2 separate regions of the Homo sapiens genome follow, and region 2 is linked to region 1. The links are chromatin loops, found by intact Hi-C in ENCODE. Cell type or tissue: GM12878. All regions are shown on one strand. Links, peaks and the distances in the headings refer to the core of each region. The heading gives the core; the rest is flanking DNA. Region 1 overlaps TCF7 (transcription factor 7). Region 2 has its middle 43 kb from the start of TCF7.

Region 1 (6,484 bases), core at 717-5,716:
TGCCCCCTAAACTCAACATATCCAGATCGGAACCTCTGACTTCCTGCCCCAAACGCTCCTCCCTGTCTTCTTACCCAGTTAATGGTAACTCCATCCTTTCAGCTGCTCAGACTAAAGATCTTGGAGTCATCCTTGACTCCTTTTTCTCTGATACTCCATATCCAATTTGTCAGCAAATCCTAATGCTCTACCTTCAAAATGTGTCTAGAATCCCACCACTTCCTCCTTGCCCGCACCCAGTCCAAGCCACCATCACTTTGCACCTGGATGACTGCAGCAGCTCCCTCCTTAGACCCATGCTTCTCTCCTGCCCCTCCGCCAGTCCTCAATCCAGCAGCAACAGGAATCAGATCGTGTCACTTCTGCCTAAAGCTTCCAGTGGCTTCCCACGGTATCTCCTGACCTGGGGCCTACAAAATTCTCTGTGGGCTGGGCGCAGTGGCTTCATGCCTGTAATCCCAGCACTTTGGGAGGCTGAGGGAGGAGGACTGCTTTAGGTCAGGAGTTCAAGACCAGCCTGGGCAACATAGCGAGACCTTGTCTCTACTAAAAATAAAATAAAAATAACTAGCTGGGCATGGTGGTGCATGCCTGTAGCCTCAGCTACTCAGAAGGTTGAGGGAGGAGGATCATTGGAGCCCTGGAGATCGAGGCTGCAGTGAGCCGTGATTGTGCCACTGCACTCCAGCCTGGGTGACAGAGTGAGATGCTGTCTCAAATAAGTAAAGCTCTACGTGATCTGGCTCCTGCTCCCTCTGTAACCCCAGCACCTTCTACTCTCTTCCTTGTTCACAATGCCTGGGGCTTCCCATGGGTGCTTTAGCCTCCAGCATCCTTCTTCATTTACTCCAGTGATAATGCTGAAAGTGTGCCATGATGTGAGGTAGGTTGGGAAGCCTGGCTCTAGGCTTGCTGACCTTTTCACTGACCTTTTATTGGAGGATCCTGGGCCAGTCTCATCCTTCTCTGGGGCTGCATTTTCTCTCCTTGTAAAACGGAGATGAGAATACCAGTCCTACTCACCTCATTGGTCACAGATGCAAAAGTTCTCCTCTGTCCTAAAGTTCCAGGGAGAAGGAGCCAAGGGCCTGTTAAAGTAGGAAGTTTCCTGGAAACCCCTGGGGTGTTTTTATCCTAACAGGTTCCTAGAATAACACCAGCCAGCCAGGCAACATCAGCCCTGACCAGGCCTCGTGACAGCTGAGGGCACGGAGACTGAGCCTCAGGGCCTACTCCTTCAGGAACATTGGATCCTGCCAGAAAGCATTCCACCATTCACCACCTTAGGGCACAAATGCCTGGAGCATGGGGGGCTTTCGAGTCTAAGCTCCTGCTTCAGAGGAGGCCTTGCCATCCAGCCTTGGCTCTGGCTCTTTGACCCTTGGGATGGACCGAGCGCCTGGCTAGCAGAATAGGCAGGGAAGCCTAAGGAGCTGAGCCAGGGGTCCACGGTGCCAGCTCTTGGAAGACAGTCCCAGAGTCTCTGCTCTGCCCAGAGTTGGGGCTCTGCCCCAAGGTAGTGAGAGCATGGCTCCATGGTGAGGTTCTCAGTAAACTACCCTTCCCCTGGGAGTAGGTGGTTTACTGAGAAGCTACCCACAGGAGTTTTGGCCAGGAAGCCATGGAGAGCCCTCCTGCCAGGAGTGGGGAGGCCAGAGCTGACCCTCCTTGGCCATGCTGGGCCTGGCCCAGGTCCAGCTTTGCCACCTGAGCCCCAGGTTGCAGCACAGCTCAGGCTGGGCCTAGGAAACCTCCAAAAGAATCCAGCCCAGTCTACAGCTGCTGGCCTGGTACATATGCATGTGATGGGCAGTGCTGCGGGGTGTTGCCTGGCAGGCTGTGGGCTCATTCTGTCTATCAGCCTTCCTTGGGAACTGGGAAAAAACGCACTAAACAGGAGTCTACTGTCAGACCACAGGAGAAGTGCTGGATGGGCAGGGGTGGGGCAGAGAACTCACTGGCAGCTGGAGGTCCTGGGGTGGCCAGGGCTCCAGGGCAGAGCATCAAGGGCCTGGCCAGTCCCTCCCACATTCATGCAGGCTGCCTCTTAGCCTCAATCCCCAGCCCGCTTTGCGCCCGGTGGTAGGAGCCAGGGGAAACCGTCTAGCACAGGGCCTGGCACCCATGTCCCCCTCGCCCAGTGGAACGTCCCACTCCAGGGCCTCAGCACAAGGCTGTCTCAGGGCCAGGCTGCCTAGACAACAGGGTGGGGTCACCTGGGGCCTGGCATGTATATGGGGAGCCTGGTGACTGAAGCCCCCCTCCCCTGCTCTCCCTGATGGTGACTGTGCCCAGCCCTCAATGGAAAGAGGCAGGCCTAGGGTGATTGTCCCCACCAGGCCCCGAGCATTTCAATGGCACACCTTCATCTCTCTTGCCCTCATCCTCTGAGGGCAGAGTACCAAACCTAGAGCTGGGTGCACAGTAAGTGCTCAAAGCATGCTGGGATGTTTAAATGCATTGATGCCTCACCAGCAGTCCAAACTGCTTGATCAGCAAACCCCAGACCCATGCTCTTTGCCTTTGCCCCTCTGTCTCCCCCACCATCCCAGACACCCCAGGGCTACCCTGAGAGTCATCTCTGTCCCACCAGTGCCTGTCCAGCCTTCTACTGGATGCCTGGTGACAGGGCTCACTCCCAGCAAAAGTGGTCCTTCCTGCCACTGCATTGCTCTTACTGCTCAAAGACTTCCTCAGACCACTCCAGTCCACTGTCCCACAGGGGCTCCTCGCCCTTCTGGACTATTTCCTTAGCCCATGGCTAGGAATTCCTCATTCGGGTGCTCCTGCGTGCCTTCTTGTTTACCAGACAGGAGCCCAGAAGACAGCCAGGCAGGGCCAAGCAGGAGGAGATGGAAACGGAGACTCCTGAGGTAGTTCTCCTCTGTTCTGAAGTCAAGCTTGGGCCTGGCTTGGCATCCCCCTTCACCACCCCCCCAACCCGCACCCCCCAACTTCCTGCAGGCTCAGGTGAAAAATAAACACAGTCGGCATTTTCCCTGTAGACCGCAGCGGTCTGCTCGCAGGCTGTGTGCACGCTGACAGCCCTTGCCACCGCCAGCAGAGAAACTCCCTCGCCTCTGACGGTTGACTCTGAAAACCCCCAAATGCTTGAGCCCCACAACACTTTCCCAGCGAAGAAAGTTGCTGTTTCCTCTGGCCTCAAGCCTGTGGGGGGTAGGGGATAGGTGAGGCCTGTTCAGGCCCTCCCAAGAACGCCTCCCAGTGGCAGGGGACTGTGCCAGCAGAAACAGCCCCCCAAGAGATCAGGATGCTCAGCTGGTCGCTATTGGTACCATTTGGTCAGGGTGTATTTATGAGCTCCTATTATGTGCCAGGCAAAAAAATGCTTCAGGCCTAGAGAAAAGCATGTGCTAATGTGAGCGGAGTATTTCCCATGTGTGAGGCAGAGTTCTGAGCACCGTGCAGAGTTGAACTCAGATACTCCTAACATAGACCTATGATATTAGGTACAACTACTACGCCCACCTGACAGATGGGGAAGCTGAGGCACAAGGTCACACAGCTAGTAAGTGGCAGAGCTGGGATGACACCCACGACACTGCAAAGGGCCTATGGTTATTGTGCACAGGACACTGTCCCAGTTCTAAACACAGTCTCTCCCTTTCCCAGCCTGGCTGGTCAGGGTGACCTGAACCAGTGCTTCCCTAACCTGAAAAATGCTCCAAGTTTTAGGACCCCTGGGATGGGGGTTCTGGCTACACTGGCAGCCTGCCTGGTGGCAGTAGTTGAGCATGACCCCAAGGCCCCAGCCATGTCCCCTGCTCACCACGGCACAGCCATGTCAGCCTGCTCCTCCGGCCCAGGTGCCTTCCCTCTGCAATGTTCCATACTTCCTCCTGCTCTGGGCCAGTCTGGCCCACTCTCATCCTGACCTCAGTCTAAGGGTCACTTTGTGGAAAGGCCTGTGGCCTGGCTTGGGGTGCCACCAGCCTAGCTGGCAGAGAGGTTGGCCTGGGGGTCCTGGATGGCAGGGTCTGCTGGTTAGTCATCTCTGTCTGGGCTCTGCACTCAGCAGGCTTGTTGCATGAAGGCCTCTAGAATCCCGGTGCCTCCAGAACCTGTGCATGCCTCCCTCCTCAGCCACAGGGCTGTGACTTCTTCCCTCAGGTCCCTCAAGCAGAGGGCTGCTCCTGAAGCCTGGTCTGGAGCTGGGAGAGGCCTTGGGGAAAAGCCCATGGAAGGAAGGGCAGATCTCCACCTTGAGCCTTGTGCTACCTCCAGAGCAGAGGCTGACCAGACAGAAAGGTGGGCTATTGCTATGGTTACTGTTCTGTTTGCCAAGCACACAGAGGTGACACTGAGTAACATAAATGCCACGTGTGACAACCCACTTGAGGTGGGCATGATACATTCTTCCCATTTCGCACATGTGGGAAGCAAGGCTCTGTAAGGTGAGAAAGTCAGTCGTGGCCCCACAGCCCTTCCTCCACCAGGTCAGTGCCAGGGCCCTTTATGGGCTCTCCAGGTCTTCAGTGGTGCCAGCCTCATCCTCCCCTTCTCACTCTGTGCTCCAGCCACATCACTGGCTCTGAGGGCCATGATTCCCTCCGCTTGGAGCACTCTTCCACCACTTGGCTTGGCAAACTCCTATCCATCTTTCAGGACTCACATAAATGAGACTTCCTCCTAGAAGTCTATGCTATCCTCCTCATCTGAGGAGGAAGGGGTCCCTTGCCATGCTCACATCCCCAACTCCTTCTGTAGCACCGATCCACTGTGCTATAGTTGACTGTTATCTGTCCTGCCCTTCCTGTGGTCTGGGATTTTGCCCTGAGTTATTTATATTGAATGTATTAGAGCTGGGCCCTTGAAGTTGAGTCCAGTGCAGGTGGGGTGGGAGGCGTGTGTAAGCCAGTGTTTAGGGAAAATGTGACTGCACTAAATAAGGCACCCTGGCTGGGGCTGGGCACAGGGTCACTGCAGCATACAGGTTAGGAAGGTGGGAGGAGCTGGGGCCACTACTTGGACTCAGGACATCCTACCTGGTACCTAAGACCCTTTGGCCTCCTCCTACCCCCGTCCTCTCCTGCCTGCAATACTTTGGGAGTCAGAATGACCAGTCAACATCAGGGCTGCCATTAATTCACATGGGGCATTTGTGCTAATTAGAAAAAGCACCCCTTCTTCTGGACAGACACCTGGGCCATGCCATGCCAGGGCAGTGGCTTGGGAAGCACAGTGCAGGCTGGTCTCAGCCCTTGGCCCAGCTCCCCTGGCACAGCCCCTCCGGTTCTCACTTTCCTTCTTTGCACTGCTAGGGCCCACCAGTCAGCCCCACAGCTCCCTAGGCGTCTGTGTCTAGAGCTAGGGCCCCACTGTCCAGCATCAATGGCGCTTTGTGCCGAGGAGTCTGCCCAGTTGCTGAGCAGGATGCCCCTCAAGCCCTCAGACTACAACAATCGACTTCCTGGGGGGCGGGACAGGGCTTGCCTGCAATATGGACCAGGCCTCGATTTGTGGGCTTTCGCAGACCCCATCTCTGCAGATATACTCCAGTAGGGCTGAGTGCGCCAGCCAGGCTGGAGGCGCCCCTGCTCATGCCCTTTTATCCCTAGCCCCCGCTCCAGGCACCACTGCCCAGGACACGGTGCTCTCCAAAGGACGGCCCGCAAGCTCCCTGCCCACAGCGTGCTGGATGCCCTGTGCCAGACGCCCACCACAAAGCACAGAAAAGCACAGAGTGTGGATGCGTGGCCACCTGAGCTGGAAGGGGTGGGGGATGGCAAGGCCACACCCTCCTGGACCAAGAGGCTTCAGTCTCACCTGCTGGCACAAGGCTGTTGCCACAGTTGCACAGAGCTCTGCTAGGTGCGTGTGGCCAGTCCACCCACCGCCTGGCCTTGACATCAGATAAAGGGGCCTGCCACAGCGGAGGTGGGGACTGGAGTCCCTGCATGCAGCCTTGGCAAACCACAGGCCTGCTCTAGGCCCAACCCGGCCCGAGGCACCCTCGGAACTCACTGAGCCCCACTTAGCCGAGTGGCGTGGCCCATGGCCTCCAGTGGTTTCTATGCATTCGTTTACTTGCGTTTTCCTTCCTCCACTTTGAGGTGAACGCCCCTCAGGACAGGATGTTTTTAGAGGAAAATATAAGCTTCCGGGAGCTGCTGCAACTGAGCTGCTAGTTGATGCTACCAACACAGCCTGGAGACTACACAGCAGCCCTGAGACTGGGCAACCCCCAGCCCAGGCAGTTATTCATGCAGCTCCCCATCAGTGCCCAGCCATCCAGGAGCCCACCGTGGACCGAGGCAAGGCACAACCTCATAGCTCCGCTGTCTTTGGCAGTAGGGAATGGAAAACAGGGATCTGGGGAGGGAGGTGTTTGAGGAGTTCTGAGGCTGTTTCCCTGGGGGCTTTGCAGAAAAGGCAGGAAAATACCAGGTGCAGATTTAGAGATGGCAGCCCCCACTAGTAACAGCCAACTGAGTGTCTCAGTCTGCAGAGCTCCACCCCTGCC
Region 2 (6,484 bases), core at 974-5,973, 61 kb after region 1:
TAGTGTGAACTGTGTGCAAATGGTATATAAATAGCATGTGCATAGGAGTGTAACTAGTATGTGGCCAGTACTGTGAATAGTAGCAGCGATGGTAGTATGAATAGCATGTGAATTGTGTGCAAATCATAGTGTGAATAGTGTATCCAGACTGTGTGCATAGTGTATGAAAAAGCTCTGTGGCCTGCTGAGAGTCCAAATGGCTGGACGAGCTGTACCACTGAGCAAAGTTATGAGTAGAGAGGAGGGCTAGGACCCAGGTCTGGAGTCTGGGGCAGTCAGTGTGGCATCCATGACTGTGCCATTTGCTCTGTCTAGGTTTTCCTGGCAAAGGAGCCTTTGGTGGTGGATGTCTTCATGGCACATGTGAGGACCATCAATACCAAATCTCCCTTCATCTGCTTGGAGTTCCCTGCATCAGTACATGATCCCATATAGGGCAGGGTAAGCATTGTTCTTCAGGTTTCTTTTTAAAACTCTAAGTGCTATTGGGAAAGGGAAGCCAGTGGTCCTCCCACCACTGAGTGACTGGGGCTGGGTGGGCTAAACCTGGAGGAGAAGAGGCCTGGGAAGGGTGAGGCTGCCACGGGTACCTCATAGGTTGGTTGACCAGGCCTGACTGGTGGCCTGTAAGCTGCTACCTGGCAACCAAACCTCTGCCCTGGACTTACACTGTGAGCCCCTCTTCCCTCTTCTCGGGGTGATCTCGCATTGGTAAGTCAGGGTCAGTTCCCTGGGGCCCAACTCCCACCCAGGCTCTGTGTCTGACATGAGGTCACAGAACACCCCCATGCTAGCATGTTTGCTCCCAAGTTTAATGTCCTTTTTCAAAGTAGATGTCATTTCAAAGCTTTTATTTATTTATTTATTTATTTATTTATTTATTTATTTATTTATTTATTTTGAGATGGAGTCTGGCTCTGTGGCCCAGTGTAATGGCAGGATCTTGGCTCACTGCGAGCTCTGCCTCCCGGGTTCATGCCATTCTCCTGCCTCAGCCTCTCGAGTAGCTGGGACTACAGGTGCCTGCCACCACGCCCAAGTAATTTTTTGCATTTTTAGGAGCGATGGGGTTTCACCATGTTAGCCAGGCTGGTCTCAATCTCCTGACCTCATGATCTGCCCGCCTCAGCCTCCCAAAGTGCTGGGATTACAGGTGTGAGCCACTGCGCCCAGCCAGCTTTTATTCATTCTTAGGCTGACTTTCAGTGACATATATAATACAAATAATGGGAAAAAACATAACATTTTTAAAGCTAGAGTTCTCCCATCTCTGTCCCCCACTTAGGGTTATTGGTTGGATGTGTCTTCTTCCAGTCTTTTTTAAATGCATTTTCATTGTTAAGTATGTAGATACAAAAATAATTTTGTTTGGGATATACACACACACACACACACAAGTCTGAGTTATATGTATTATTCAGCAGCTTCCTTTTTCAGCTACTGGTACATGTTGGAGATCTTTGCACATCAATGTATATAAACCTACTTCCTTCTTTTTAAATGACTGCTTAGTATTCTCCAGTGTGTATTCCATGGGTTATTTGCCATCCTCTCTCTGATGAACATTCACATTGTTTCCAGATTGTCACCATGACAAGCAACACTGTAGCAAACATCCTTGTGTGTGACTCAGCTTAGCTCAACTCAAGGATGGCTGTTTTGTTTGGCGATGAGGTCTGCATCAGAGGAGGTATTCAAGTAAAGGGTAAAATAATATGTCTTCCTCAACCCACAGCAGTGATGCTCAAACTTTGTTGGGTATGGAAACTACCTGGAGAGGTTTTTAAGCTATACATTGGCGGGCCAGACCCCTGGAATTTCTGATTCAGGAGGACTGGGATGAGGCCTGAGAATTTGCATTTCTAGCAAGTTCCCATGCGATGCCCCTGGTTTAAGGACTTTGGGAATTGCTGCCTCAGGGTGTTAGCTGCTCAGCCTCTACTTACTTGAAGAGTCACATCATCCTAGGAAGACAATATTCAAGGAGAATTAATCTTGGGCCCCTCCCTCTACTAAGAGGTAGGTGCCCTACCTGGCATCCCTTTGGGAGGCAGGGGCTTCAGGGCACTGGTGATGGGTCCAGAGGTCTGGCTAACAGGGCTGCCGGGTCAGATGTTCCAGCTAGGCCTAAAAGCCTAGGACCTCTTGACTCTTGACATAGCCTGCAGGACTGTCCTTTTCTTGGCATCCAACCGCCCACCCCCGTGCAGTGAGCGACTCACCCCATTCTTCCCTTTGGAGCTAAATGAAGGGTTCTGAGGCTGGCAGCGAGCTGTTTACACAACATGATTGGGAAGTGCTCTGGGGTTTTCATAACAGAAACAACGGGAGACCACATCCCCAGAGAAGGTCTTCTAAAAGTCTTGAGGTTTCAAGACCCTGATGTTCTCTTTGTTCCCAGCTGGACTGCAGGAGGTCACAATGGGGTTGGAGGAGACCATCACTGGGGCAGAGGTAGGAGGAACCTGGAGCTGGGACCCTTGGAACTAAAGACCATCCAGAAAGACTTACTGCCCTTCCTGGGCTTACTTGGTGGCTTGGACACTTCTGCACCTGAGGATGGTCCAGTTGCAGGCTGATGGTCAGACCCAATGGGCATTTGTCCGGTGTTTCTGCCCAGAGCAGAGCTGTGTCACCCTGCAGTTCACAGAACTCCTGGTCCTTTCCCCCCAGTGTGCTGTCCATGAACATCAGCCACCTTGATCATGAGAAAGAGGATTCCCGTCAACTGCAGGTTCCTCTGTTTGTTGCAGGTAGCGAAGGGAGGTGGGAAGGAGGCTCTGTTACCTACCACAAAGTGACCACAAATCCTGTGAGATGGATGGAAGCTCCTTTGGAGCTCCTGAGAGCTGCAGCAGGTCCTGCCCCTTCAGTGGGACAGAGTCTGGCTCCAGTTTTAATCCTGGGCAGTAATATTTGGGGTACCCTCTCTCTCTGGTTGGGTAACGTATAAAGTCCTGTCTCTCTTGACTGGTTATTGTTCATGGTTGTAAGCCCAACATCTAATATATAGTAGGTGCCTAACAGTCCCTGTTGAGTAAATAATGAGATGAAGTTCTTAGAAGGTGTCTGCAAGATGGACTAGCCTTTGCATTCCCTGGAATCGGTGGGCTGGACCCTAGGGCGAGCTGCTCAGCTACTTGAGAACCCCTTTGCATCGCTGCTGCTGTGGGGGACTGGATTCCACTACCAGAAACAACTTCCACACAACCTCAGATGCCAAAGGAGCCCTGGGGGTAAACTCCAGCCTCCTATCCAGGGGTTACCCTGGGACAGGCCCACCACAGAGGAGCATGTACAGAGAGGGGAGACTGGCTTCTCCCTTCCCAAGCAGGAGGGGTGGAGTGGATCTGTGACCATTATGTCAGCATTTCGCAGACCCCAGGTCCGCCCACAAGGGCTAAGGGCAAGGCCATGCTGTGTCCAGGATCCAGCACCCCACCCCTCAACCCACAGCCACCCTCCAACTCCGCACTAATACTGGAACTGGGTGGGGGTGGGGGCAGAGAATTTTAATTCTTTCAGACTCAAAACTTAACTTCTCATTTCTTTCAAGACACTCACCCCTCACCCAAAAAACGAAAGTCAAGGCTAAGGGGAATTCTGCGTGGTGGAAAAGCTTAAGGTGTTACTTTTGGTCTGGGTGAAGCTGGTCATCTGCATTTACCACACGCAGCCAAAAGTGCCGGAGGCTGAGAGCCCTGAGGCTGAGGGTCTCTAGGTGGGAATGACAGGGTGGGTTGGAGGCGTGGAGAAGGGCGCTCCCCCGAGGCTGGGCGAGGAGGATGTCGCCACCTGCACAGCTGGCGCGGCTGGGCCCAGGGTTGGGGGGAAGGGGCGAGTCCCTTTGTGGGCCTCCAAGTCCAGCCCTTCCCCTGCCGCCCTACACGCGGCGCTTTGAAGTGGCCGCGCTGGCTGCCCCCTCCCGCACGGCGCCGCCCCCGCTGCGTCCGCACCTTGGCAGTGGCTGAGCGCCTTCCAAGGGAAGGGGAGGGTGGCACCCGCTGGGAACTCTTTGTAAATTCATCCCCCAGGAAGGCTGGGCCGAGGATCCCCTCGGGGGAATCCGCCTCCGGGGTCGCGGGGTCGAGGTGTGTTGGGTTAACCCCTAACACTGCCTGAAAGATTGGTCACCCCTCGGGACTCAGGGTGGGACGTCAGAGCCCCCACCCCTAGGTTCCTCTGCTGGGCGGGGTTTACGCCCCTGGGAAGCGGCTGGGGATGGTGACGCTTGGACCGGTTTCCTGTGAAAATCCTACGAGCCATTTTGGCAATAAATTTGTACAAGTTCTTTAAAACTGTGCAGACCTCTGATCCAGCACCTCCTTGCTGCCTAGAAAATAATCGCAGATACGTGCAAAAAGGTATGTGCTATGACGCATTGGAGCATTGCTTAGAACTGGGAAACCGTGGGAATATTCAGCAGTAGAGATTATTATATTCACTAATAAACTAATAGTTTACCACCGGCCAGACAGCATTGGGGAAAATCCGAGACTTCAAATCATGAGTAATGATGACATAGAATATTTACTATGAACAAAAAAAATTGCTCTTGACATTGTTAACCAATAACTATATAAGCCTGTATGGAAAAAAGACTGGAAGGAAATAAGACAACACATTCTTAGTAGTGGTTCTCTCTGGGTGCTGGGATTAAAGGATGACTGTGATTATCTTAGGCGTTTCTGAAATGTTTAATACTCTACGCCATAATCATGTATTTAAAAATAAATGTTGTTTAGATAAAACCTTAGTTCAGCCAGGCGTGGTGGCTCAAGCCTGTAATCCCAGCGCTTTGGGAGGCCGAGATGGGCAGATCACGGACAGCAGCCTAGCTCTTGGACTAGGGTGACTAGATAGGATGAAACCCCATCTCTACCAAAAATAAAAAAAATTAACCGAGCATGCTGGGAGGCACCTATAATCCCAGCTACTCGGGAGGCTGAGGCAGGAGAATCGCTTGAAACTGGGAAGCAAAGGTTGCAGTGAGCCGAGATCACGCCATTGCACTCCAGCCTGGGCAACAGAGCGAGGCTCCACCTCCAAAAAAAATAAGAAAGTAAAGGAATAAAAGAATGGCTACTTCACAGACAGAGCAGAGGGCTGCTGGTTGCCCATTTGTATGGCTGTTTTTTTTTTATCACATGCTAAACAAGGGGTGGATTATTCATGCCTCCCCTTTTTAGACCGTATAGGGTAACTTTCTGATGTTGCCATGGTATTTGTAAACTGTCAGGGTGCTGGTGAGAGTGTAGCAGTAAGGATGAAGATAGGTCACTCTTGTCGCCATCTTGGTTGTGGTGGGTTTTGGCCAGCTTCTTTGCTGCAATCTGTTTTATCAGCAAGGTCTCAATGACCTGTATCTTGTCCCGACCTCCTATCTCATCCTGTGACTTAGAATGCCTTAATCATCTGGCAATGCAACCCAGTAGGTCTCAGCCTCATTTTACTCAAGATGGAGTTGCTCTGGTTCAAACACTTTTGACACATCCATCAGCATGCAAACCAGCCCTAACCCAACCCGAACCCTCAAAGGTAGAGAAATAAAGAGAAACGCTGAGAAGCAGGAGTGAGACCCCCTCACTCCCCAAAGGCCATAGTGTGGTCTCCTAGAGGCTCCGGGTCTGATGATTCAACCTTTCTTCGATGCCATTCAGGAGGCCTGGGTGGTAGAGGAAGCTTCCAGGACTTGTCAGACATTCAGCTTCCTTCCTAATAGGTGGTGATCAGCTGGCTATGGGAGAGACCCCTCACCTCTGAGGGGATCATCATTCCTTCCTCCTGCCCTGCTCCACCTTCATATGTTCCTCTGATTAAGAACACTCCTGAATTATTAGGTGATGGCTGGTGGAGAAGTATTGAGAACTATGTTCTCCCAGGATTTATTCAGAGGGTTGGGACTATAGCCCATTGAAATGGGCCCCTCCATCCTGCACCATAAGGTTTAGAGAACACTAAAAAAATTTCCCTTATCTCTAGTCAGCTCTGGTGATCCTTTGAAGTTTTTGTTTCTAATTTGGCAGATTATTACTGTAATTCATTTTGTGCTTCTGATTTCTTTAACATTCATTTTTTTTCTTCTGAAAGCACAGTAAAACATGGGGGGTGGCTGTGTGGGTGGGAGTCTTGCTGGGACTCCCAGAGAGGACTGCTACTAAGTAAACTTTGCTTTTACTAAAAGGCGCACGTGAACACACACACACACACACACACACACACACACACACACACACACAGTCACCTCCCAGAGAAGTTTTTTTCTGTTCTAAATTCACTTTAGATAAGTGTACTGATTCAGCTTAGAGATTTTTAAAACACTGAAAAGAAATGAGAAAAGAAGACCAAGATGCACAGAGGATAGAGTAAGTGGAAGAAACACCTCTACTATTAATTTCGGCAGAAGACAATGGAGAGAATGGGGAAGAAGCAATATGCAAAGAGCTGACAGCTAATAATTTTCCAGAACTGTTGGGTCTGTGAC

The links. A loop is a pair of places that touch in the nucleus more often than their neighbours do. Peaks named below come from ENCODE experiments on the same cell type or tissue, not always from the same donor. Only the 100,000 strongest peaks of a DNase experiment are listed, where the experiment ranks them.
Region 2: a loop joins it to region 1, with 3 times the contacts of the local background. A loop is called at or near these places in 8 of 110 quality-filtered maps.

What each region holds. Positions count from the first base shown.
Region 1 is chr5:134,129,204-134,135,687 of GRCh38, reverse strand. The region is part of intron 3 of TCF7 (transcription factor 7); the gene reads right to left. Among named protein-coding and RNA genes, the nearest start is that of TCF7, 18 kb to the right of the region's middle. RefSeq lists enhancers at 3,045-3,354, 4,921-5,742, 5,743-6,484. In GM12878, for the core only: a CTCF peak has its summit at 3,227; a DNase peak (open chromatin) is centred at 3,097; H3K4me3 peaks cover 418 bases; H3K27ac peaks cover 4,061 bases.
Region 2 is chr5:134,068,722-134,075,205 of GRCh38, reverse strand. It overlaps a transcript of VDAC1 not described here. Among named protein-coding and RNA genes, the nearest start is that of TCF7, 43 kb to the left of the region's middle. RefSeq lists an enhancer at 3,199-3,298 and silencers at 3,769-3,888, 3,969-4,028. In GM12878, for the core only: CTCF peaks have their summits at 3,768 and 4,349; DNase peaks (open chromatin) are centred at 3,605, 3,943 and 4,385; H3K4me3 peaks cover 1,978 bases; H3K27ac peaks cover 1,369 bases.